Regions from separate parts of the Mus musculus genome. Here all the other regions are linked to region 2. Evidence: chromatin loops called from intact Hi-C (ENCODE). Cell type or tissue: heart. All regions are shown on one strand. Region 1 overlaps Bbs9 (Bardet-Biedl syndrome 9 (human)). Region 2 has its middle 11 kb from the start of Bmper. Region 3 overlaps Bbs9 (Bardet-Biedl syndrome 9 (human)). Region 4 overlaps Bbs9 (Bardet-Biedl syndrome 9 (human)). Region 5 overlaps Gm36743 (a long non-coding RNA gene).

Region 1 (5,000 bases), 580 kb before region 2:
GCTGCACTAGGTTTATGTAGTTTTGATTTGTATTACCAGGACTTTATTCCTCTGGTTTTAAGGAGCTGAGATGATATATTAAAATAGGAATATTAAAAGCAAAGATGTGATGCCTCAGCTTCACATGTTCTTATAGAACGTTCTTAAAGTAAACCATTGAAACGGAGGTCTACAGCCTCTTGTCAGCACATCCCCCTCAGATGGAAGGTGGCGAGAACTGCGCATCTCAGTTCAGGTTGCACAGTCAGGGTTAAGCTTTCTGTTTTGATACCAGTTTTGATATATATATATATATATATGGAAGATTGTTTTATATGTGTGTATATATATACGTATATATACATATACATGTATATATATGTGTGTGTGTACATATATACATATACACATATATACATATATATGCGTATATACATAAACACATATACACACATATATGTATGTGTATATATGCATATAACTTCATTATATATATATAATGAAGTTTCTCAAGCTTATTAGTTAATGTGGGTTTTACTCCAAAGTTTTTGTCTTGCAGTTTTTGCCCTTCTACAAGCAATAGCTAATGATAGTTTAACTAACATGAATTATATAAATGGCATAAAAAATCCCATACAGCTAAACATTACCTCCTGGTAGCCCTAGTGATAAGTGAAAAGATTTTGATGTGTTGCTTGCTATTTCTTTAACCCTTTTGTATATCTTGAAAGAGCTTCACTTAAGAAATATATTTATTTTATTTTTTGAGAATCAGTTTCACTTTTTCTTTTCACCTTCCAGCTCCTCTCATGTCCTCTCACTCTTCAAAGCCTTGACCTCTTCTCCTTTAATTATTATTACTACACACACACACACACACACACACACACACACAGCCTGCTAAGTCCACTTAGTATTGCTTGTCTCTGGAGTGGACTAATTCTCTCTCAGCAGCCATTGGCTGACTGATGCTCTTTAACTAGGGGTAGGCCCTGTGAGAGTTTCCTCTCTATGTTGGCCCGTTACCTGCTGGTGTCATTGTGAAGTTGTGTTTAGGGAACCATATTGTTGAGACCTTATGGATGCAGCTTCCCTATGATGTGTGAAGACACCACGTGGCAGCAGACATATTGGTCCTCTGGCTCTTGTAGTTGAAGCCTTCTCTTCCACAGTGTTCTCCAAGCCTTAGGCTAGGATTGTGTTGTAGACATGGCCGTTGGGGACGGGCTTCCTGCAGTAGTTGTTCTCTGCCTTTTTTTCCAGTCGTGGATTTCTGTGATGTCTTCTTTGATGAGTGAAAGCTGCATTTATTTGTGAGTTTATGGATAAAATTTGGGGTGCAGTTAGTAACTATACTAGCTTAGCAAGGTGACTGCAGTCAGCTCTCTTCTTAGATTCCATGTTCTCACCAGCTATACTAGTTACCTGGCTTTACTCCACCAGGCCCAATTTGCCTCCTACTGAGCTGACCTCAAGCCAGTTATGTGACTCTTAGACACTGGACATCTCGCCGTGCTGGTCATTGTGGTTACAGCTTGGTAGGACCACTGATAGTTGTTTCCTTGGCAGCTTGCATAGCACCTTAAGATACAACAAGAACTACTCCTCAGGGCAGAGGCTTCCGGAGCAGCTCCAGCTCGATTCTTCCAAGTCTTATGCCCGAAGTATGCGGTGTCTTCCGAAACAGTGTCTTACTTTCAAGTTCTGGGAGGCAGAGAGAGATTTCCCATGCCTGCTATGGGTTTGTGTTAAATAGTCTGTGACTCTTGTGGCCAATATTATCACCACAGTTGTATGACTTCATTCACACTCTATATACATGTACACCCACATTTATATTTAGTATACATTTATTTTCATGTTAACATAAAACAATAGCTTTTTCAAACATTCTTAGCATCTATCATTCATTCCTGCCCCACCCCTGCCCCCGCATTGCCTACCTTCCTGACTTCCGAATTAACCATCCCTCCCGTTTTCCCCACTGCACCTTGGCACCATCTGTATGCTTCTCCTCCTGCTCTCTGGACCTACCCACCCTCTGCCCCGATGCCCTTTTATTTGTCTGGTTTCTGTGGTTAGTGTAGATTATATTCCTTAAGCTTGGGATGGATCCACAGACTTCGGTGAAAGTTGATTATTTATATCATCTCAGTTTGGTTAATGTTTGAATATCTCTGTACTTTTAGACTATCATTGTTTAGTTTTATTCCTAAGAAGGAAACCAAGGAAAACCTTTAAGAAGTACATGCTGCCACAGTACCCAGTGCATGCTACCACATTCTCTGTGAATTCATGTGTGTGTCACTGTTTCCTTGGTGACACCCCATCCTCTCTGACTTTTACAGTCTTTCGGTCTCCTCTCGTGCATGGCCTCCTGAGCTCTGAGCAGAGAGCTTTGATGAAGACACCTTTAGCCTTAAAAGAAAAAGGGTTTTTTTTTGGTGGGCTATTAAAAGCTTTTAAAAACTTTTTTCAAAGAAAGGGTTGTAGCAAAATCTACGGCCAATTTAAAGAAGATATTTTGTTAGACACATGCCATATATGCCTACTGTAATAAAATTTTGAAGCTAATTTTATGCCTGTAAGTTATATGAGAACTGTCTGTTACAAGCATGAAATTATAGTAATAATTTCTTTGTATACGCGCAGCTTTTGAAATTAAGAGCGCTAGTACGAATCCTGCCAAGGGTTTTTGTTAGGAGTCGTCATTTTCCGTGGGGACTTTGAAGAGACAGCATTTCCCTTGACTTAAGTGCTTGGTCTTCATGCATTTGAAAGGTACTTCGGCTAGCTTAGTTGATGTTATCTCCAAGGGTTAGGAACAGCTTAACTTGGTTTGTTCATTCCGGTTGTGCGTGGGTAACAGAATGCCAGAATATAGAAGCTTAAACGGAGGAGAGAGGTTTGTTTGTTTCTCCTGTAAAAGAAGCCGAGTCGCAGGCAGTTCAGGGTTGGATCCACAATTTCGGTCTTCAGGGATCCTGATACTTCCATTCCAGCATCATGTCTTGGTTCAGGAATGCTTCTGGAACTTCTGCCTCACATCTGCAGCTGAGTCAGCCCCTAGAGGAGCTTTCCTGGAAGCCACACCCTGAGCAGCGCCAGCCTTTATCTCAGCGGCCCTTCCAATCTGCAGAACAGGCCAGGAAGTTTAGTGTGCTTTGCTGATGGCTGTTCTTCTGGACAAATTGAGCTACTTTAAGCGAAGAAGCAAATGGTTGTCAAGTGGCCAGTGAGCAGCCTTGTGTATTCTTACCAGGTTCTGTAGTGGTGGGACTGCCTTGTGGTGGTGTAGGGCAGTCCTTCTGCTGTGAGACACCTGAGTCAATGGTGTTAACCCTGTGCCCCTGTGTCCTCAGTCATCTGTCCCCAGTGTGTGGAGTTCTCCTTTCCGGGATCCTGGGTAGCTGTAGATGCACCAGGCATCGGGTGCAGATAGGATTTCCAGACAAGAAGGCTGTTCTTCCAGATCTGCCTTTCAGGGAGAAAGGCTTTCCTAAAAGCTTGTGCCTCTACTGCTCAGCCCCAGCCTCCTTGCCTGTCCATTGGTCCTGACACTAGGAGCTGTGCTCACGTCTACAGCAGCAGTTAGTGGAATAAAACCTCCATGCTTAAATTTGACCCTGGAGTCCAGAAAGGGACCTTTCTCTGTAATAAAGTTGAATACTTCAATAAAAATAAGCTTGGCCACAAAGATAAAGGAGAAAGGATGGATGCTGGTTAGGCAGTCAACTATCTGATAGGTATGTACTTGCGTGCACATAGATTTATTATTAAAAATGTTACCTAAGCACATATATGTATGAGTATAAATGTTCATATTATAAATATGAATATATATCAAAATATAAATATATGACCATATATGTGTATAAAAACACATTTTATTTATATGTATAAATATAATTTATATTTTAAAATTTGGAATAACTTGCTTTTTTTATGATAATTCTTTATGTAACATGAAAATTTAAAATTATGGAAATAGTATGTGTTTGTTAGTCTACTGCCTTAGTTAGGGTTTTACTGTTGTGAACAGATACCATGACCAAGGCAGCTCTTATAAAGGATGATATTTAATTGAGGCTATGTTACAGTTTCAAAACTTTAGTCCATTATTATTATGGCAGCATGCAGGCAGACTTGGTGCTGGATAAGGAGCCAAGAGTTCTCTATCTTGTTCTGAAAGCAAACAAGAGAAGACTAACTTCCAAGTAGCTTAAGGAGGGTCTCAAAGCCCACTCGCACAGTGCCACACTTCTTCCAACAAGGCCACACCTACTCCAACAAGGCCTAATAGTGCCTCCCTAGGTCAAGCATATTCAAACTACCTTCTGTCATAACAAAAGACTTGCAGCTGAGTATTTATGAAGGAAAGGTTTATTTAGTTAACAGTTGTGAGAGATTCAAGGGCATGAATCCAAGACTGGCTTATGTCTAGTAGTACTTTATAGAAATTGGTTCTGTAGAAGCAGAAGTTTGTATGAGGGCAAATATGTATGGTAAACCAGGGACACAGAAAAGAAGGGGTTTCTCATAGCAACTCTTTAGTGAAAACTAGCAGGAGAGTGGGATTGCTTATGTCAGTTTCTTCTGAGAGCAGCTCCTCAGTGATTGAAGGACCTCCTACTAGACCTCACCTTTCAATGATCCTACCTCTCCTTAGCATGATAGAGCCCAAGATCAGGCTTAAAATATAGACCTTGGGGACTCAGTAGACCTAACTAAATCGTATGTATGTATGTATACTTGTGGTATATGCATGTGTCTGTGTGTATGTATGTGCATGTGGTATATATATGTTTATATGGCATATGTATGTGTATGTAATATATGTATGTGGTATATTTATTTTACATGGTATATGCATTTATGTGTGGTACACCTATGTGGTATATTTATTTATATGTGGTATATGCATTTGTATGTGGTATGTGTATGTGGTATATATGTGTGGTAAAATAGCTCAGACAGTACTAAGAAGATAAACACGCAAAGCCAATCTCTCTGACCCTAGA
Region 2 (5,000 bases):
TTTTTACTTCTTACCCCATGACCAGTAAATACTTCCCCACATGCTCAATACCTGTAGCAAGACTATGTATATGAGTGTGCATGCTTGCATGTGTGCATACATGAGTGTGCGAGCACACACACACACACACACACACACACACACACATGAAATGAGATGGCAGTGAGGTTATGCATCTGTATCAACAAGAGGCCCAGGCAGTTTTACTCACAGCACCGCTCCCTATGTGGAGGACAGCCCTGTCTCTGCAGCCCACCTCACCCCTCAGCTCTCAACAGTCATCTCTTGGGCCTGGAGCTGGGCTCTGCATGTGTAAGGAATAGGCTGTGATTGCGGGTTTTAAAGGTCTGGATTCTGCATCGTCTCTGAGTTCTTCTTGGTAGGTTATCAGGGCGGGCTGCTTTTTCAGAGAAGTTCCTTTTGCATGGTGCTGTGTAAGTGGAGAGGTCAGGGAAAAATGTTCATAACGCAGCTAGTGTGTCTGGGACAGAAGAGTGCCCTGAGTCTTATTTATACTAGAATAAGATTTCATTGCCTGTCCAGCCCTTTACATACTTATCTATCATACACTAAGGCCAAAGAGCTGCTGTCCCTGAGTAACATGGGGCCCGGAACCTTGGGTGAGTTGGTTGAATCATTCTGTGTGGTATCTGTGGCTTTGAGTAAGTAACTTGCAGTTGGAAAGGCCCAAAAGTGTCTCTGTTGTCTAAGTGGTAGGGTCCTATGGATAGCTAGGATTTAGACACTCTCAGGCCAGCCTCATTCAGTTTCCTGCTATGATGAAAATGTTCTATAATCTGCCTTGTCCAAAACGCTTGCTTGCTAAGCACCTGCTTGTTATATCACTGGATGCAGATAGAGTGAATGAGAAGAGAATTTTCAAGGTCTTACTAAGCTCAATAGCTGTCTACGGCTGGCTCTTGGTTGCAGGTTTCAGACAGAATAGGACTCAGAGGGGAAGCCAGAAAAATGATGTCCTTGAAACAGGCAATAACTAGGCAAACAGAGAGAGCAGCTGGACCCAGACCTCAGTGAAGGGACAGATAGTGGAGATAATGTAGCAGTTGGATGCCAGTTGAAACGGTTTAACAGTCATCTTTAGGCAATTCAAGTTAGAGGATAAAGGTCTAGACCAATCACCATGTTGGTTGGCTGTAGAGCCCTTAGTCCAGCAGTGTTGAGGGAGCAGTTTCTGATTTGACCAGGTCAAGGCTGGAAAGGTAAACACTACTGGGTGTATTAGGAGGCTCCCCTGCAAGGTACACAGTTGCCCACTGGCCTTTGCTTGCCTTGTCTCTTACTTGGTTTTGGCACTTATTTTTGAGATTATACTTTAATCACGCCATTTCTCCCTTCCCCTTCTCACCCAAACCCTTATGCATAGCCCTCCTTGCTCTCTTTCTTTCCTCTTGAGAGGAAACACCAAGTCAAGAATCAAGTTGCCTGGATTTGACCCTGGTTGCTCTCTGACATCAGGCAATTGATATCTGTGCTGCACACAACCTGACCTATCTTAAAGGTCTTCATATGCTATGGCACCCAGAATGCACAAGGTTCCAAGGCAGTCTCCATTGGAGTGGCTGGTTTTTGTTTGTTGTTGTTGTTGTTTAATTTACTTTTATTAGCTATTTTGTTTATTTAAATGTTATCCCTTTTCTTAGTTTCCCCCTGAAAACCCCCATCCCCTTCCCTGCTCACAAACCCACCCACTCCTGCTTTCTTGCTTTGGCATTTCCTACACTGGGACATAGACACAGAACCAAGGGCCTCTTCTCCCATTGATGACTAACTAACCCATCCTCTGCTACATATGTAGCTAGAGCCATGAGCCCCACCATATGTTTTCTTTGGTTGGTGGTTTTGTCCCAGGGAGCTCTGGGGGTACTGGTTAGTTCATATTGTTCCTCCTCCTATGGGGCTGCAAACCCCTTCAGCTCTTGGATCCTTTCTCTAGCTTCTCCATTGGGGACCCTGTGCTCTTTCCGATGGATGGCTGTGAGCATCCACCTCTGTATTTGTCAGGCACTGGCAGAGCCTCTCAGGAGACAGCTATATCAGGCTCCTGTCAGCAAGCACTTGTTGGCATCTACAATAGTGTCTGGGTTTGGTGGTTGTTTATGGGATGGATCCCCGGGTGAGACAGTCTCTGGATGGTTGTTCCTTCAGTCTCTGCACAGAACTTTGTAACTCCTTCCATGGGTATCACTTGATCTTTGACAAAGGAGCTAAACTTGGGCGTGACTATTAATGTTACTTCCCCACAATCGGGATGCCAGTGCCAGAGCAAGGCAGCAGGAGTACCCTCAGACTTCCTTCACTACTGGAGTGTTGGATCAGGACTTGGTTAGAGGTGTTCTTAGCTAAGCTCAGGAAGCGACCATACAAGAGTAAAACAAAAACAAACTAAACAAAACTCAGACAAGCTGAAATGGAAGGGTAAGTCTTTTTCTTCTTTTAAACTTAAAAAGAAAAGGTTTTATTTTTAATTATGTGTACCTGTGTGGTATATGAACGAGAGTGCGGGTGCCCTCAAAGACAAGAAGTTTTGGGTTACCCCTAGGCCTGGAGCTACAGGCTTAGAGTGGGTTCTAGGGCACCCTAACTGCTGAGCGTCTCTGTCTGTAAGCCCGGGAAAGAAGCCTTGGCAAGTGCTGGAAGGTTCAGTATTAGTATGCATCGGGGTAAACTGCACTTTCAGGCAGGCGTGTTAGCTTCTTCCCAGTCCTGGAGCAGTCAGTTGCTGAGACCCTGGCTCCGCATTCAGGAGGTCCCCGTGCTGCCACCTACAGGTCGTGAGGGGAAAAGCGTGCCACTCTCCTGTCCTGGGGTTCTGAGGTCCGGGCCTGCCTGTCCAAGCCACAGTGCACCTCTGAAGGGTGCATACTGTTCCTAGGCGCAACAATGAGGAACAAACTAATTTCTAACCATCATTTCTAACCGGGAGATAGGTGGATAGGTATTGAAAAAGCAAAGGAGTCAACAATGGAAAGTATGCCTAACAGGCCACGGCCGTGCTAGGTGAGTGGTTTTATTTAAATGTATTTAAACCGCATAAAAGATATCAGCATTACTGTCTTCATTTCAAAGCAGGACTACAATTGTGTAGAATCAGGTCATTCCAAGTCTGATATTCATATGTGTCATGACACCTAAACGGACTTAGATGATTTCTGCACCCTTCCCCTGTGTGTGAGAGAGCACCGTACCGGAGGGTCAGAGAGCTTCCAGCTGCAGGGGCTTGGCATGGCCCACCTTAGCTTTAAAGCCCACACCTCAGACAAAGATATTATATAGCAGACTACTTCACCTTCCTATGTACACCACGTTCTTCCTCTGCCAAGGCCGGAATTGATGTCCTTTTGTAGAATGAGGTATTTGTAGGAACCTGCCAGAACACAGTGGGCTCTAGCAAGAAAGGTTTCTGACTCAGTGGGTCTGGATAATGTCTGGGACTCTACAGGGGCAATCTTCCTCTGCCGCTCACCCAGCGGAAGGACTGAGTCTCAAGGAACTGGATGATCTATGCATTACTCTGATTCATCAAAAGAAGTTTTAATTGCTTGCATAATTACTAGGTTATCATTTCCTAATGTATTAAAGATCAAAAAGCTATATATTCCATTAGGAGAAAAAAAAAACCCTTACCTGTTAGAGCACCGAACTGAACAGACATTCTGTTCTTTCTCACAGGCTGGACAATAAGGTATAAATCTTTATGGGACTCTGACCCAGAGGAATACTGACTTCACAGAATAATTCAGGCACCATTAAAATTATTTTCCAAACTGTAAGGGAAAGTCATGATTTAATACAAAAAAAAAAAAAAACCATCGGAGCGAACAATTTCAGTTTTTGTTTTTAAACCCACTCCTTTGTCCTCTGGGGAAATAAGAGAGCAGAGACCCACAGTGACCCACTTTAAAACCAATAAGCACATTCTCACAGCACACAGAGCTGGGGTGGGGTGGGGTAGGGTCCCCACTAATGCTAATACTTATCAGGAGCTCCTGATGCTAAAGAGCAATGAGTAACACTTTCTCAGGTGATACAAGTGCCTGTCCTATGCCCAAGGGGCAAGTTATTTCTAGCAGGAAAGAGCAAAGTGACCTATAAATAGACTGCCGTTTACTTGTTTGTTTTGTCTGGGGTCCATTTAATTGCATCTGTTAGGAGGCAAGGGCTAATGTCCAGCCATTATGTCCATCAGAAACATCTCTGGGGATGAGAAATGCAATAGAACTGGATTCTTCCTTCAGAATTGATTTTTTCCCCCTCCTACATCAATTACAATGTTCAGTAAAGGTGTTTGGTTCTCTTCAATTCCTTCCTGTTTCCACAAATAAAAAACACATATATTTAAAAGCTTTATAATATGCCCAAGACATCATAGTGTCTTAAAGGAGAGCAGTAGACATTATGCAAATGAGCAAGCCTGGCTGGCCTAAATGGGAACGCAGTACCTGCACGTGATAATAGCTTTCCTGTGTGTGGCTTTACTTCCTTGAATGGCCTCAAGATTGATTTCTACGTTTGCCCAGCAAAGAATTCCCTGAGTTGTGAAGATGAAGGTAAGCTCTAGGGTGAGGAAAGGCTGCTGACACCTATATCCTGGGATCTGAGGGGCCAGCAAGGCCTTCTCTGTTCTTTCCTCCCTTGAAGTTCTGGTTTTAATGCCTAAAGATTTCCATGCTTAGCTCGTATCATTTAGATTGAGGCATTGCCTATATCAGGGTCTTATTGTAATATATTGCAACAATAAATTAATCACATGGTGTTACTGTATAGCTTGGTTATTAACATAGGTCCTATATTAATGCTATATTAACTTTATAGGCCTGTGTTGACAACGATGCCTGGCTGGCCAACAGTTGTTCAGCTCCCATTATGAAGCCAACTTCAAAAAGAGGGGAGAAAGTAGTTTCTCCACAGCTGAAGTTTTAAAAGCCCAGGGTAGAAGCTGATGTCCCCTTGTATTGGAGCAATGAATGTACAGAGACTTG
Region 3 (5,000 bases), 590 kb before region 2:
GTTAGTACGCATTATATATACCCAGCATGTTACGCTCAGAAATATCTCTTCACTCCCTTTCTGTGGTGCTGCTTGCAGTGCTGAGGGTAGAGTTCAGGGGCCCACAGATGCTGGGAACCAGCTCGCCATCTCTCTACACCCCAACTTGGAGACATAACTTAGTGGGTTTTCAACATCCCTCAGACTTTCTGTGTTTGAAAATCCATTTCCCCTTTTCTGGGTCGCTTCTAAATCCTCTTAATAACTGTGGAAGCAGACTACTGTAAAGAAAGTGGAGGCATTTCTCAGATATGGGTACATACTTCTAAGATGCTCTCTGAAAGGCTTTTAAACAAAATTTAAAATGTCAAAATTAGCGAAAAATCCAAGTTCTTTTCTGGGCGAGAGAGACGCTACCTTGTATAACTTGTCTAGCAATGGAAGTTCTTATTGAACACGAACTCATACAAGTTTGCAGAGGTGACCAAATTTAGAGAATAGTCCAAAATAATAAATTTCTTTGATTTTTGAATTTTTACATCTAATTACGGACAGCATCATTAAAAAAAACTTAAAAATTATTTATTCACTGTGAGTATGTGTGTATGCATATATGCGATGGCATTTACTTGGAGGTCTGAGGTCAGCTTTCAGGAGTTCCGTCTCCCCTTCTACCTCCCGATTCTCTGCTATGCTGTGTGTTTTAGGCTTTGCTGGCTCAGTGACCTTCCAGCCTATTCTCCTTTAGTTCTCCCCATCTCCTCCCTCTCCATGGGATTGCAGATGCTCAGCACCGCATTAGGCTGTTGACTTGTTTCCAGGGGTGGGAGTCAGATCTTCAGTCATGCACAGGGAGAACAGCTCCCCTCTGAGCCTCTCCTCACCCCAGCAGCAGCAGCACCTGCGTATCTCTGCTGTCTGCGCTTGTTCTTGGACCTTTTCTGTTCAGATATGGGATATAATTGTACTGTTTTGTAGGAGCTTTTTTTTTTTTTTCTTCCCTTCTATTTTTGAGACCGGGTCTCACTATTTAGTTTGATCTTCCTACGTAGACGATTTTGGCCTCACACTCAAGCAGTCTCCTGCCTCTGCATCCAGAGCATGGTGCTGTTGGGGTTGCAAACATGCCCCATCATAGCTGGCTGGTAAGCATGCAACAACTGTAAATTTTTCTGTGACTTCATCTAGAGATTCTTTGGTTTCTAGTCTACTGTTTCTCTCAGCACACGTTCTTCACATCTCAAAGGAAGATACATATTTTTATAGTTTCATCTTTTTAAGTTTAATGTTTCAAATCCATCTGGAGTTTGGCTTTAGTGTGTTGCAGTGGTGGGGATTTTCTGTGCAGCAATGGGCTGGTTTTCAGACTCTTGAACAGAGTTCTTGTTTACTTTCCTGTTCTATGGCTAACATAGCAGAGAAAGTATATATCCTGGGGATATAGCATCCCTGACCTTGACCTGTTCATAAAGTCCACTTATGGATCTTGTGTTAGTTGATTTGCATAAAATAACTCAATGTTAACTGTGCTTTTAAGTTAACTGGATATACAGTGTTACATTTAACTTCTGACCCACTGAGCATGAAATTCATTCAGAGGTCCAGCCCATATAGCCTATATAGACCTTATTGTTCTATAAAATAGCCACGAAGAAGAAAGATTTAAAAACACATTGTTTAATAATATTTTCTTTATAGTTAATTGGAATTAACTATATATGTGAATATGAATATATTTTATTTTTCCATTGTATAAAAATGCCAAATGACTATATTACTAGTTTAGTAGTTTTATAGGCCTGGGTCAAAGTCTTTGTCCGTCATAGGTGTTGTATACAGAAATTCTATTAATGAACACTAGAGTTTTAAAGCTTGTCTTAGCATCTTTTTAAAATAATAATAAAGAACAAGCAGTTTTATCTACAACTTAAATTTCTCCTATTTGATCTAAATTTTATCCAAAGTTTCTGATGTGATTAAATAAAGGTAAATCACTCAAGAAATTACTGGACTTTCTTGAAGGATCAAGATATCCTATCAATGTTGAGGTTAGGTGTTTCTGTGAGACAAGACTCTCTTCCATTTGGACACCAACCATAGGTAAAGAATGGATTTTGAAAAGCTAAAGAAATACACACATCCCTCATTATCTATCTCAGAACCTCAATGCTTTTCAAAATAATTCTCCTAAGTCTAAACTGGCAACTGCTTGCTATGTAAACAGTGGAACAACCTGGTTTATATTCCTATAAATCAATAAATTTTGCAGAATTTCAGAGCATATTTAATTGTTAGTTTTGGAATGTGAGAGCTATCAGGCTATCTGATTTAGAGAGGCACATAGTTGAATAAGGAAGAATGCTTATACCAGACCATGCCAGCTCTCCTGCTTGATAGGTCGCTGGGAAGTTAAATCTGAGCTGGGAATGTCTGTCTGAATCCAGAGGATAGTGATTCCAGTCTTGTCTTGAGAAGTCAGCAGAAGACAGGCCTTTCGAATCAGGAAGCTCTCGAGGACTCAGGTTCCCAGACCTTACGGGACTGGGGGTAAAGGAGAACTTAGAGCAATGTAGAGCAGGAGTGTGTTCCTCTAGAAATAGTTTTCGGAGGCTGTAAGGACTTTGTCCACCACTAGGTGGCTTCAGTTGTCCGCAATGACTAACAGGCACTGCCCCATAGGCGCCATGGATTGCTTTTAACATTTCAGTTCAGGAGACTAATTTCATTTTGGGGAGATTTCGTTTTGTGAGGTAGATGAAAGAACCAATACAAGCAGTTGGATTTTTGAGGATCATCGCCTCTCACCGCCTTGGTTTAGAGATGGGGAATTTGGGAGGACCTCTCCCACTTGACCCAGCTCCATACAGCAGTCAGTGTAAGAACTCTCGCCCTGCTGGCCAGGGACCCCAATGTAGCCCTTGTTTCTATGAAGCCATGTCACGGGGTTTGTGGCGCTTACTATTGTATGAGCCCCAGAGAAGGCACAGCATGTACAGGAATGTTCTAGACTGTGTTGGTTGGTTTGCATTTTTTGAGACAGTCTTACTATGTAGTCCAGGTTGGCGTGGAACTTGAAATTGTCTTGCCTGAACTTTTTGAGTGCTGGAACTATAGGTGTGCACTCTCACATCTAGCTGGAAAGTTGTATTTATTATAAGTAATGTAGCAGTTGCTAGGGGTCATTTTATAGGAAGGACTGAGCACGGGTATCATTCTCTCAACTGAGTTGAGCTTTATGTTAACAACATGACTGTTGGCAATGATGCAGAATTGGGAAGCTTGAAAAGTATTTCTTCTGAGTTTAGAGCTCTGTTTCTTTCTCTTACCCCCTTTGAATAATAGCTCTCTCTAAGAGCTTTTACTTAAAAAGAGGGATAACCAACAGATACCTCTACAATGCAACCTCTACATACGAGGCTTAGGAATAATTGTGGAATAATTATGAGAATCCTTACTGTAAAAACCAGAGAGCCAGAATGTCTGCTGCTGTTACGTTGTAGACAGAACAGGTAAGTTGTACCATGAACTAGCAAAATATAGTTGCCAGACCAAGATGTACATGATGTCAATATCAGTTGATAAACCGTGTGGATGGGGGAAGTGCCCCAAGGCCACATCCCTCGATGAAGAGCTCCAGGGAACTAATGGTTGCTGAGAGAGAGAGAGAGAGAGAGAGAGAGAGAGAGAGAGAGAGAGTGAGTCAGTCTCCTGGTAAGTTAAAAGGACTCAGCAGGGGTATGTGTGTAAGACAACAACTGAAGAGGTTGTGAATTTGAGAGGAAGTGGGGGAGGGGTCATGATAAGAGTTGCGTTGGGACATGTAGGAGTAGAAATGATGTAAGTATAGGAATCCTGCATGAAATTTTTTTTCTTTTTTTTATTAGGTATTTTCCTCATTTACATTTTCAATGCTATCCCAAAGGTCCCCCATACCCACCCCCCCAATCCCCTACCCACCCACTCCCCCTTTTTGGCCCTGGCATTCCCCTGTACTGGGGCATATAAAGTTTGCAAGTCCAATGGGCCTCTCTTTGCAGTGATGACCGACTAGGCCATCTTTTGATACATACTGCATGAAATTTCTAAAGAAAAAAAGCGCTGGCAAATAGTATCAAAAGCAGCATGGTGGACCAGGGAGATGCTCAGTGACTAGGAGCACGGGCTGTTCTTCCAGAGGACCTGGTTTCATTCCCAGCACCCATATGGTGGCTTGAACCCATCAAACTCCAGGTCCAGGGGAAGTCAGCTCCCTCTTCCGTCTCTAACGTCACCAGGCATGTGCATGGGCCACAGACAGCTATGCCAGCAAAACACTTAAGCACATAAAATCCTCCTCCTCCTCTTCCTCCTACTCCTTCTACTCTTCCAAATAGCTTGGTAGTGGCACAAAACAGATATGTAGGTCAACAGAGTATAATAGAGATCCTGATATAAACTCATACAGCTCTAGTCAATTACATTTTGACAGAGATGCTAAAAGTAACCATTGGAGAAAAGAGTGCCTCTTCAAGCATGCTCTTGGGAAAATTGGCTATCCATGTGTAGAACGAAAATAGATCCTGATATCTTACCCTGTGTACTGCTCACCTCCTGGTGGACCGAAGATGTTAATGGAAGACCAGAAACTCTCAAAATACTGGGGAAAGTACAACAAACACTTCAAGATAGAGGAATGGGCAAGGAATTTCTTGATAGGACTCTATTCACTCAGGAATAAGTCCAACAGTTGACAAGTGTGGTTTTATGAAATTAAGTGAAAGGAAGAAAGCAGTTGAGTAAAGAGATAACTTCCACGATGGGTTGGAATCTTTACTAGCTACACGTCTGACGGAGGATAAACATCTAAGACATACAAAGAACTTAAACAAAGGTAAACTGTCATGTCAATAAAGAAGCTAATGAAATGGACACACGGTTCCCAAAAGATGAAGTACAAATGTTCAATAAACATTTCAACCTCACTAGCTATCACAGACAGCAAATCAAAATTACTTGAGATTTTTTTCTTTCCTCGGTCATAA
Region 4 (5,000 bases), 660 kb before region 2:
GGGCATGCAGTGCTATGTTGACAGTTATTTTTCAATTCATTGAAGCAATCATGTTTTTAGATGAGCTTTTTAAAAAAACTTTCTGTTAGATGATCTTCCTTTCCTATTGCTGTTGTGAGATTCTGTGTACATGTTTGGTATTCCATAATTTCTTTTGGGTCATCTAATAGATTTATTTCTACTTGTCTAACTGGGATTTATTGGGCTTAAAAATGGATTTTAAGGTTCTGATGTCCAATAATTCTAAACAATGCTCAGTGATTATTTGTCCTTTATTTATTTATTTATTTCTATTTATTAGTGACTTTTATTTGTTTGGGGTTCCCTGTGTCATTGAAGCTCCCCCAGTGGCTCTGTCCCAGCCCAGCTGTGTGCACGCAGTCCGGCTCGTCCTGCTGGGAGTTTAACTTCACAGCATCTCCTCTCTATTTCTGAGATGCATTTTGCACAATTTATTTAGATTTACTTTTCTTTTTCCTACATCACTGGCATTTAGCGTGACAAATTCTGTGTGACAGTGTGTCTCTGTAGCCTAGGCTAGCCTTGAACTGGAGGCTATCTTCCCTCAGCCTCCCGAGGGCTGCGATCACACTCAGGTGCCACTATGTCTAGCTAGCCCTGGGTCCCCTCTAACCCTGCTCTTGGACTTGTGCTCACTTGGTTAACTCTATTCCAGCAGTCGTCCCCATACATTCTGATAAAGTCTGCCACCTACAAGAATCTCTTACTGTATGTCAGTCATACATAATACATTTGTATATATTTTAAAAGAGCCAGTAGGAGAGGAGAGATGTGATTTATTTTGGAAGCAATGCTTCTTGTGAGCAAAGGAAATTCCGAGATTTTATTTGGGCGCTTATACATATTCATAGGAGTGCTTTAGATTGGGCACAGCCCTGAGCATGCTCATTAGAGGGTATGTTCCTCAGCATGCCCAGTTTAAGGTTGTAATCGAAGAGGGAAACATGGTGGACACATTTGGAGTTGGTTTCTGTTGTGGCACATGTACCTCTGGGCTTGCTCAGCTTGCCCTTGGCCATATTTTTAATGCCTACCTTAATTTCCTTAAGCTTAGGAATGTCATATTCTTATGTTCTGTCATTTTCAGTATGTGAAGTCTTTGTGAGTCTAATCCCACTGTTGCTGTCTCCCGCTCGTGTCTCTCTCAGGTCCCTGTATGATGTGGTTTTGACTGAGGTCGAGTTTTCAGAACTTTATTCGTGTGAGTGATTGGTGTGGTCCTTTAATCTTTGAGCTTTCTTTGGTTATATGCTTGGTTGTATTTCTAGCCCTGGACCATTTTATTCTAAATTCACAGATTTATTTATTTATTTATTTATTTATTTTTTGGCTATCTGATAGAATGGTTTAGTCAGTAAATTTACATTAATGAATTACATTACAGAATAAATTTTATGAATTCTTAAGAGAGATTTTTCCCCCTTCATCTGGTTCCAAGTTCTGATGTGTGCATTTTCTTTTCTTTCCCCTTTGGTTGAGGTAATGCTATTTCTGAATTCTGTTCATATTAGGGGTCAAGTTCTTTGTGGTCTTAGGTTTGTCTGGAGCGTGGTGGGGGGCTCTGTCCTGGGCAGCTCCGCCCCATCCTCCCCTTTTCTGTGTGTCATTTGAGAGCATGAAAACGAAAGCTTATGTTTAGATTATCTGGCTTAGGAAAATGTCCCGAGGGCTCTGTGTACCTTTGTGGATTCCACTTTCACTTCGGTTTTGGCTTCTGAATTTTATTTCCTTTGTTTCTTGGCAGCATATTGATATACTTTAAATTCTGCTTTTAACAAATATTTTATTCAACACAGAGAGTAGGTGTTACTTGATATTTCTTTCCTTTTTTATAATTTAATTGTTGATGAGCAACTATATCAGGCTTTATCTGTCCAATAAAATACTTAATATTTTATACTTAAATCTGATGTCATAAGTCCATGACATGCAGTTGTGATGGTAGGCTACCTTAAATATGGAATTAAAGAGATCTCATTAGGTGCCTGCTGTGTGGATCTGTGCAGCTGGAGAGACAGCCGTGAGCCGTGACACTGCTGTTCGGCTGCTGTGTGTCCCTTAGCAGACCACAGAGCTTCCCTGAGCCTCAGTTCCCGCCACAGGAGGACAATGGTTCTTGACCTTCTTCCCTTACAGAGGAGCTGCTCGGCTGAGCCAATGACAAGCGGGCTGGCACTACTTTCGTGGAGATTATGGTAAAATCTTTGATTCCGGTAATTTCACCGGAGTATGTGAGACGAGACATCGTTGACTGCCATCCTTGTTCTCCTCAAATCAACTTCACTTCTGTGTTCTTCAATTACTTTCCTCTTTGTGTGATCTCAGTGAAATGGAGAGCACAGAGCATGTGTCAAATGAATCTTTCACTAAGAAAGATTCATTTGACACATGTAAGTGGCCCTGCATAGCTTTACATTTATACATGATACAACATTCATGTGCGTGTGCGTGAGTGAGGGTGAGTGTGTGTGTGTTCTCATGTGCAGTTACGTATGTGCCCGTGGAACAACCTTGGCATCATTTCTCGGTTACTGTCCATCTTTATGTTTCTCAGAGCCTTTCATTTGCCTGGAATCTCCAAGTAGGTGAGGCTGGCCAACCAGTGAGCCCCAGGAATCCCTGTGGCCCTGGGGATTGAGCTCAGACTGTTGGCTTACACGGCGGCAAGCTTTACACACGAATTTATCACCACAGCCCACACTTCAGTGATTTAAGGCATCAAAATGATAGAGAATAGTAAAATCCCAGAAAATATGGGAATGGGTAAGGAACATTTTTACAAAGTAAATGTCTGGCTGGATATAGTGGACAGAAGAGAGATGGTCTCAAAAAAGTCCAAGGCAAACAACCCAAGTCAGTTGTTGCCTGGTAACTCGCGATTCTGTGCTGGACAGCAGAGGGCGCCCTCGCCTCACCCTTTGATTTCCTGAGGCCTACCTTGGAGTAGGTAACAGAAGTACCTACTCATCTAGGCCTGAACAGGATTCGAAAACAGTTTTTCCTTTGTCCTTGGCTTAGTGAATAAAATCCCCTCCCCTCTGGGGCTTCCCCTGAGTGTGATGAGCCGCCATGGCTGCCTTGATGCTCACCGACACCCCGACACCCCCGGAGGCTCTTTGGACCGATCTGCCCTTGCGTCTGGGGCTCGTAGGATACTGCTAATAAATTAGCTGCTTGGGCGGCTTGATTGTTGTGGCAGGTCTGTGCTTGTGACCTTTGTTAAAGATGCATTTAACTGCTTTCTTTAAGGAAAAGCACGATGTGATATATTAAACAGTGGTAATCGGTACTCTGAGCCCTGCGACAGAAGTTCACGAAGTATCATCTAATTCAGTTTGGCTAGCCATTTCAGATCAGAGGTAGAGTTAAGTTTTTTTTTTCTTCTTAAAAGTTAAATTCTTTATTTTTTATTTGTTAATTTTTTTTACACTCCATATTTTATTCCTCCTCTCCCACCCTCCGGCTGTTGCACATCCCACACCTCCTCCCACCCACCTGTCTCCACATGGATGTCCCCACCCCCACCCCACCTGACCTCTAAACTCCCTGGGGCCTCCAGTCTCTTGAGAGTTAGGTGCATCATCTCTGAATGAACACAGACTCGGCAGTCCTCTGCTGTATGTGTGTTGGGGGCTTCATATCAGCTGCCTGATTGGTGTTCCTATCTGAGAGATCTTGGGAGTCCCGGTTAATTGAGACTGCTGGTTCTCCTACAGGATCGCCCTTCTCCTCAGCTTCTTTCAGCCTTCCATAATTCAACAACAGGGCTCAGCTGCGTCTGTCCATTGGTTGGGTGCAAATATCTGCATCTGATTCTTTCAGCTGCTTGTTGGGTCTTCTGGAGGGCAGTCACGATAGATCCCTTTTTGTGAGCACTCCATTTGTGAGCCTCAGTAATAGTGTCAGGTTGGGACCTCCCCTTGAGCTGAATCTCACTTTGGGCCTGTCACTGGACCTTCTTTTTCTCAGGCTCCTCTCCATTTCCATCCCTGTAATTCTTTCAGACAGGAACAATTATGGGTCAGAGTTGTGACTGTGGGATGGCAACCCCATCCCTCATTTGATTTGTCTTCCTGCTGGAGGTGGGCTCTATAAGTTACCTCTCCCTACTTAGATTTAATTTTTTAAAAGATTTATGTATTTATTATATGTAAGTACACTGTAGCTGTCTTCAGACGCACCAGAAGAGGGCTTCAGATCTCATTACGGATGGTTGTGAGCCACCATGTGGTTGCTGGAATTTGAACTCAGGACCTTTGGAAGAGCAGTCGGGTGCTCTTACCTGCTGAGCCATCTCACCAGCCCCCTAGATTTAATTTTTAATAATATTGTGTATGCAGAATAGGTTCACAAAATGAGAACATAAACAATTTTGTGTGTTTTCATAAGTGATCTCTGAATTTCTTATGACTATTATTATTTTTTTAGTATAGAATAGAGTTTATTTAGGACATGGGAAGGGGAGAGGAGAAGGGAGTAGAGACAGAGAGAGAAAGGGAGAGGGGAGAGGGGAAGGGAGGGGAGGGGAGGGGAGGGGAGGGGAAAGAAGAGGCCAGCCAGGAACATGGGGTGGGGGGGAGGGGAGAAGGGGGTCAGAGAGGGAAGAAAGTCAGAGAATAAGAGCTCTTATACCTATTATCCTGAGTAGTTTATCTGGCTTTGAAACTAGCTGGCTTTCTGAATGAACAGATGCAGCTGTGTTCCATTCCATCTCTAAGAGTTTATCTTTCAGATGAGGAATTTTGAACACATGGATTTTATTGTGTAATGGCATCCATCTTGTTTCTCATATATTATTTAGAATTAGAGAGAGAGAGAGAGAGAGAGAGAGAGAGAGAGAGAGAGAGAGAGAGAGAGAGAAGAGAGATTGAGAGGGCAGGGCAACCGAATATAAATGAGAACATAGTGAATGAATGTGTGTGTGTTTGGGCAGTGAAGTCACAGTTAGCGACAGCTCATTCTCTGTTTCCAGATAGGAT
Region 5 (5,000 bases), 180 kb before region 2:
TTGTCAGATGTGCTCCTTGGCTCAAACTCTTTCTCTCTGACTGGGGCTCTAGGTCTTAAGAGAGTAGGTTTCTATGTGGGACCTTCCCTTTGATCTGAATGTTGGGATTCTACTCTCTTCTTTATTTCATACAGCCATTGAACAACAGCTTCTTAATTGTATGGCTCCTTGTCAGTGTTTGATTGTTTTTTTACCATAAGAGTTTCCAAAGCACCTGGAACTCAGGGTACTCTCCCTAAGAGTGAGGGCAGGAAGTCAGGCATGGCAGTTCATCTGACAGCAGGAAGAAGGCTAAGGCAGGAGGATCACTGGGTATTTGAGAATAACTGAACTTACAGAGTGAGTTCCAGTCTAACCTGTGATACAGAATGAGACCCAGTTTTGGACAAACAAACCCAAATAAAAACAGGAAGTAACAGCAGGATCTGTTAACTGGTGGGGCAGCTCGGTAGCACTAAGGGTGCCTTCTCTATCATCTTTGCCTTCTTTTGATTTCAAAATAATTATAGATCACAGTAAACTGTAACAAAAGCAGTGCAGAAAAAGCCCAGGAGCCTAGCACCCAGCTTCCCCCTGCAGTGATGAAATGAGAACTTTGATTGGCTCAAGAGCATCAGGCACCTTGTGGATGCTGTTCCCATCCTTCAGCCTCAGGCACGCGCTGTATGTTCGGTGCTTTCTGTGCTGTAGATTCACATGACCGCAGATCTAGCTCTGGAACCGCTCCAGCGGCCCAGGAACTGCTCACCAAAGACACCGCTTCCAGCAGGACTCAGGTTACCTGTCTTCCATCTCTACAGTGTTCCCTTCATCTACGGGCAGTGGTTCTCAACTCCCACAGGGGTATCCTAAGACCATTGACAAACACAGATATTTACATTACCATTCACAACAGTAGCAAATTACAGTTATAATTAGTGACAAAGGTAGTTCTATGGTTGGGGCTCACAACAACGTGAGGAACTGTATTAAATGACTGCAGCACCAGGGAGGTTGAGAACCACTGATCTACAGAATGCTAGTGCCCACTCTTTTAAGATTAGCTTGTTTTATTCAGTATAATGCCCTCATATAGAAACCCAAGTTGTTTCCCAAGTCAATAATTTCTTCCTTTCTATAGCTAAGTAGTGCTCAGTCGTGCGGGCGGAGCACAGAGTTTACCACTCTCCTACTAAAGGATATTTGAGTGGTTTCCACGGTTTCATATAGCAAAGCAGCTCAAACCGTGTAAGTGGTCTGTGAGTTTAAAGGAATCACGGTCAAACAGATGCTGTAGACGATAGCTCTTTCCCATAGCGGAACCTTTGTTGCCTCTGTTATCAGAGGCAATCTGCTACGGGCTGCAGGGGCCACCCCCACATTGCTTGTGCACATGCCCCATTACTGGAAAAACAAACAAATCAACAACAACAAAAAAAAAAACCCCTTAGTATTACTCCTTTTTGATATCACAATATTATTACATTTTTTTTACTCCTTTTCTATAGCCCCGAGAGAGCCCCATAAGAGATCTTGCTTTGCCCAGCTCTCTGCTAGTCCCTAGTTTTTAGAGAGCCAGGTTCCCCACAAAGTAAATGTTTCAGTAAATGAATAAAGTCTAGCAGATAAGGAGGGAGTGGAAGGAAGCCATTCTAGGGTTGGATTAGAAAGTCAGAGTCAAATCAAGCCCCTACCCCTTTCTGGCTCTGGTTTAAACTCTACTAAAGTGTCTATTAGCAACAGCACCTCTGTCAGGGACACTGGAGGGTCAGGTGATTCTCTTTGTATGAATGCACTTTGCAAGGCAGTGCCATGATGACTGTCTGAAGGGATCTCCACACTGTCTTGTTTTCTCCTCTCTTCTCTTTACGCTCGCCCTCCTCCATGGGAAACTCATTATGACCACCAAGGAGATCACCTGCACCCTTGGGAGGTAAAAAAACAAAAACAAAAACAAAAACCATCCAGGCAGTTGCCAAGCATGAAATCATGGCCTTCTTGTGACATTCCATCCAGTAGAGGGCGACAGCTCCTTCCTGCTGAGTCCCATAGCTTCACTTGGAATACACATGGTCACTTAGTTATTTATGTGTGTTTGTTTTTGAAGGGAGCACACACGCCCACTGCAGTCATTCAGTAGGCTCACAGGATTCTTGTTTAGCACACTGCGCTGTTGCAGCTCAAGCCCCTCTAGGAGGTGTCTAGCTGCTGAAAAGCTTATTTCCTTTGTTTAGCAGGATTTGTGGTCTTAATTTTCCTGCTTGGCCGAACAAGCCGCAGAGCTCAAGACTTGCTCCCTAGGCAACACCTACATGGTCTACTTGCTGGACACTGCATTCATGGTGGACTGGCTGAGGAGAGTTCTCGGAAGTGCCTGAGCTCCTGAGCCAGTCTGGGACAGTTGGGGAGCATCCTTTCCCCAGGGCACCAGGCAGGGATGCTAGCGAGCAAGGCAGCCCTGCTTTCTCTGAAAATAAAGGGTGGTAGTGGTGGCACTGATTACTTCTATTAGTGAAAACAGCTGGGGATTAAGAAAGCATCAACAAGATTGTTACCAGTCCAAGCCTCGCCAGCCCTTCCTGAATTTATCAGTACTGATGGGGACAGAGCAGGGTGAAGTAGGAGGTGGCAGGTTAAAGTGAGATGATAGAGTGTTGAGAGCACCCCATCCCCGACCCTCCTCTTTCCTCTTAGTTAAGAAGGAAGATCAAGAAACAAAATAAACTTGTCTAACTTGCTCTGGTGGGAACCACATTCACTTCCTCAACTTCCTGAGAATCCGGCATGCTTGAAAAGAGCATTCCGAAAAGCACTGAAGGCCACTGTATGTGGGCCGTAGGTGGAGGAAGGTGGCCTGCTGCAAGGGTCACCCCTGCCCAGTGGTCTCACTGCTGCCCAGAGTGACTGTGGGAATCCATTCCTCTTTCTGTGCAACCATTTCATTCCCTGCATTCTGTTCAGTTTCTTTGCTAAATGTTGCCCCATCGATAAAGTATTCCCAAGACACCCTTAGCTTTGGGTAGGGAGGAGGCTTTGGTCACTCTCTGGTTTCTTCAAACCCTGGTCTTTGGAGCAATGGGTATTGAGTGTGTGCTCCCCAGTGATGTCAAAACAGAGCTGACACACAAATAGTGACCCAAAGCACACATGGTCAAGTTGTGAGCAAGCCTGGGACAGAGCCCAGCCCCGTGGACAAGATGGCTCAGGGTATGTCAGCTGAAGCTGAAGCTGGCCAGAGCCGGCAGGGATGCTGACCTTGTTCTTGTTCTGTTAACAACCCCACAGAAGCAGAGCATATCTCCAATGGGTAAAATCTAAATTTAGCCCCCAAAGAAGCTACTTTCCCATTCTGCTGGAGGAAAGTTCTTTTCACTGGTATGGGCCTTGGCTTTGATTAGGTGGGAGGACCCACATCTGGGAATACATAAACTTTATTGTTCTTGGATGACAGTACATTTTCCTTGCCTACTGGTTTTCCGCCTTTCCCCCCAATGATCTGGGCTTGTGACCTTATTGGCCAAAATGAGCCACTTTGCCTTGGACTGGACTGCCTAGAAGGTCACACCTACACTGGAGTCCACACTTGGAGGGATTATGTGTCCCCTCTTTACCTCTTGAGACAGTTCTGGGAAGGTTGAGTGTAGCAGAGAGAGGGACTCTGCGTGTGTGTGAATGGTGCCCTGGGGATTGGGCCCAGGTTGCATCCTTAGGACCAGGTTCTAAAACCCAGGAGCCCAAGAAGGCCAGGGCTTCCCTGAGGTTCAGGGATCTCAGACTGCAGTGGACTACTTGGACAGTCATCAGTTTCAAGAGGATGCCCTGCGGGGTCAGGTTTGTAGTGCCCCACCCCCACCCCCGTGGCCAGGTTTCCTACAGAATCTCCTCTAGAGTGATCTGCCATTCACATTTTGAGTGAGTAGCTGGGGGAAGTTTTATTCCTCTAAAGCTCAGTTGCCCAAGTGCATGTTTAGTCTCTTTTGACAAATGTCTCCTTTGATGTCCAATGACACAAGCTCTGGTTAACTCATCTATTTATGAAGTTCGGAAATGTAGGGCAAAGAGCATTCCCTTGGACTCAGATGAGCTAGGCTGCTGGGTGGTCTGTTTTTACTACTTATTAGCTGGATGACACTGGGCAAGGTACCTTCTCCAAGCGTCTGGTTCCTCGCCTGGAAAACAGCAATAATGAGAGAACTCGGCTCTGTCAGCAACAAGTCAGACATTATATATCTTCAAGCACTCTTTATAAACCTAGCTTGCAGTCCCTATAAAGGGATCATGTCTGGTAGCAAATGTCTCATGAGGTTCGATAGACCGTGTCTCAGCCTCTTGGGACAAACTCTCACTAAATAACATTAGGTCTTCAGAGACTCAAGGAGCTCGTCCTGACCCCCATGTTACCTCCTGTCTCTGCTTTTGTTTACTGTCTTGAATCCTGCTTCCTTTTCCTGCAAATGACATGGAGAATGTCTAGTAACAACAGCTCCTCTGCTAACTACTCTCGAGCAACACGTGTCCTGTTTTTATTTATGTGGCTTTGCTAACTTGGAGGTTGAAAGCAATGACACCCATTGGCAGAGCTTGCCCGGTGACTCAGCGAGGGCACAGGAAGTCGGAGGGAGACACTTGAATGCTGTGACCATCATCGAATTCAGGCATGCTTTCTGATTGCAATCTAGACTCGGCGTTTTTCCATGCTCTTTCGCCTGACATTCAATATTAAGGCCGAAACAAGTGTTCCCATTTAACAGTGACTCATGCAGCACAAAGAAATTAGACTAAGTCTAAAAAGAAATTAGGCTCTGGGTGAAGGAGAACTGGACAGACACTTTCTTACTGTAACTTTCCAGAATGCCCTGGATAGCCCCCAGGAGTTCTCAGGATGGACAGAGCTTTGGAACATTTTACAAGCTAGTAAAACATTGTTTGAGGGGCAATAGATTCTTTGGAATTTATCTGCATGGCTGACGTCACCCTCTCAGCACGGGGAGCCAAACTGTCTCCAAGTCTCTGGCCCTCTT

The links. A loop is a pair of places that touch in the nucleus more often than their neighbours do. Peaks named below come from ENCODE experiments on the same cell type or tissue, not always from the same donor. Only the 100,000 strongest peaks of a DNase experiment are listed, where the experiment ranks them.
Region 1: it touches region 2 in a loop (3-fold over the local background); 5 of 42 quality-filtered maps call a loop at or near these places.
Region 3: it touches region 2 in a loop (3-fold over the local background); 5 of 42 quality-filtered maps call a loop at or near these places.
Region 4: it touches region 2 in a loop (10-fold over the local background); 11 of 42 quality-filtered maps call a loop at or near these places.
Region 5: a loop joins it to region 2, with 7 times the contacts of the local background. A loop is called at or near these places in 21 of 42 quality-filtered maps.

Annotation. Positions count from the first base shown.
Region 1 is chr9:22,629,948-22,634,947 of GRCm38, forward strand. The region is part of intron 10 of Bbs9 (Bardet-Biedl syndrome 9 (human)); the gene reads left to right. Among named protein-coding and RNA genes, the nearest start is that of Bbs9, 160 kb to the left of the region's middle. In heart, no CTCF peak of the experiment used is centred here; a DNase peak (open chromatin) is centred at 3,004; H3K27ac peaks cover 410 bases.
Region 2 is chr9:23,209,745-23,214,744 of GRCm38, forward strand. No RefSeq gene overlaps it. Among named protein-coding and RNA genes, the nearest start is that of Bmper, 11 kb to the right of the region's middle. In heart, no CTCF peak of the experiment used is centred here; a DNase peak (open chromatin) is centred at 2,787; H3K27ac peaks cover 237 bases.
Region 3 is chr9:22,622,519-22,627,518 of GRCm38, forward strand. All of the region lies in intron 9 of Bbs9 (Bardet-Biedl syndrome 9 (human)), which reads left to right. Among named protein-coding and RNA genes, the nearest start is that of Bbs9, 150 kb to the left of the region's middle. In heart, a CTCF peak has its summit at 2,615 (motif pointing right); no DNase peak of the experiment used is centred here.
Region 4 is chr9:22,554,641-22,559,640 of GRCm38, forward strand. The region is part of intron 5 of Bbs9 (Bardet-Biedl syndrome 9 (human)); the gene reads left to right. Among named protein-coding and RNA genes, the nearest start is that of Bbs9, 81 kb to the left of the region's middle. In heart, a CTCF peak has its summit at 2,909 (motif pointing right); no DNase peak of the experiment used is centred here.
Region 5 is chr9:23,025,784-23,030,783 of GRCm38, forward strand. The region is part of intron 1 of Gm36743 (a long non-coding RNA gene); the gene reads left to right. Among named protein-coding and RNA genes, the nearest start is that of Gm36743, 32 kb to the left of the region's middle. In heart, a CTCF peak has its summit at 1,995 (motif pointing right); DNase peaks (open chromatin) are centred at 1,998 and 4,948; H3K27ac peaks cover 1,993 bases.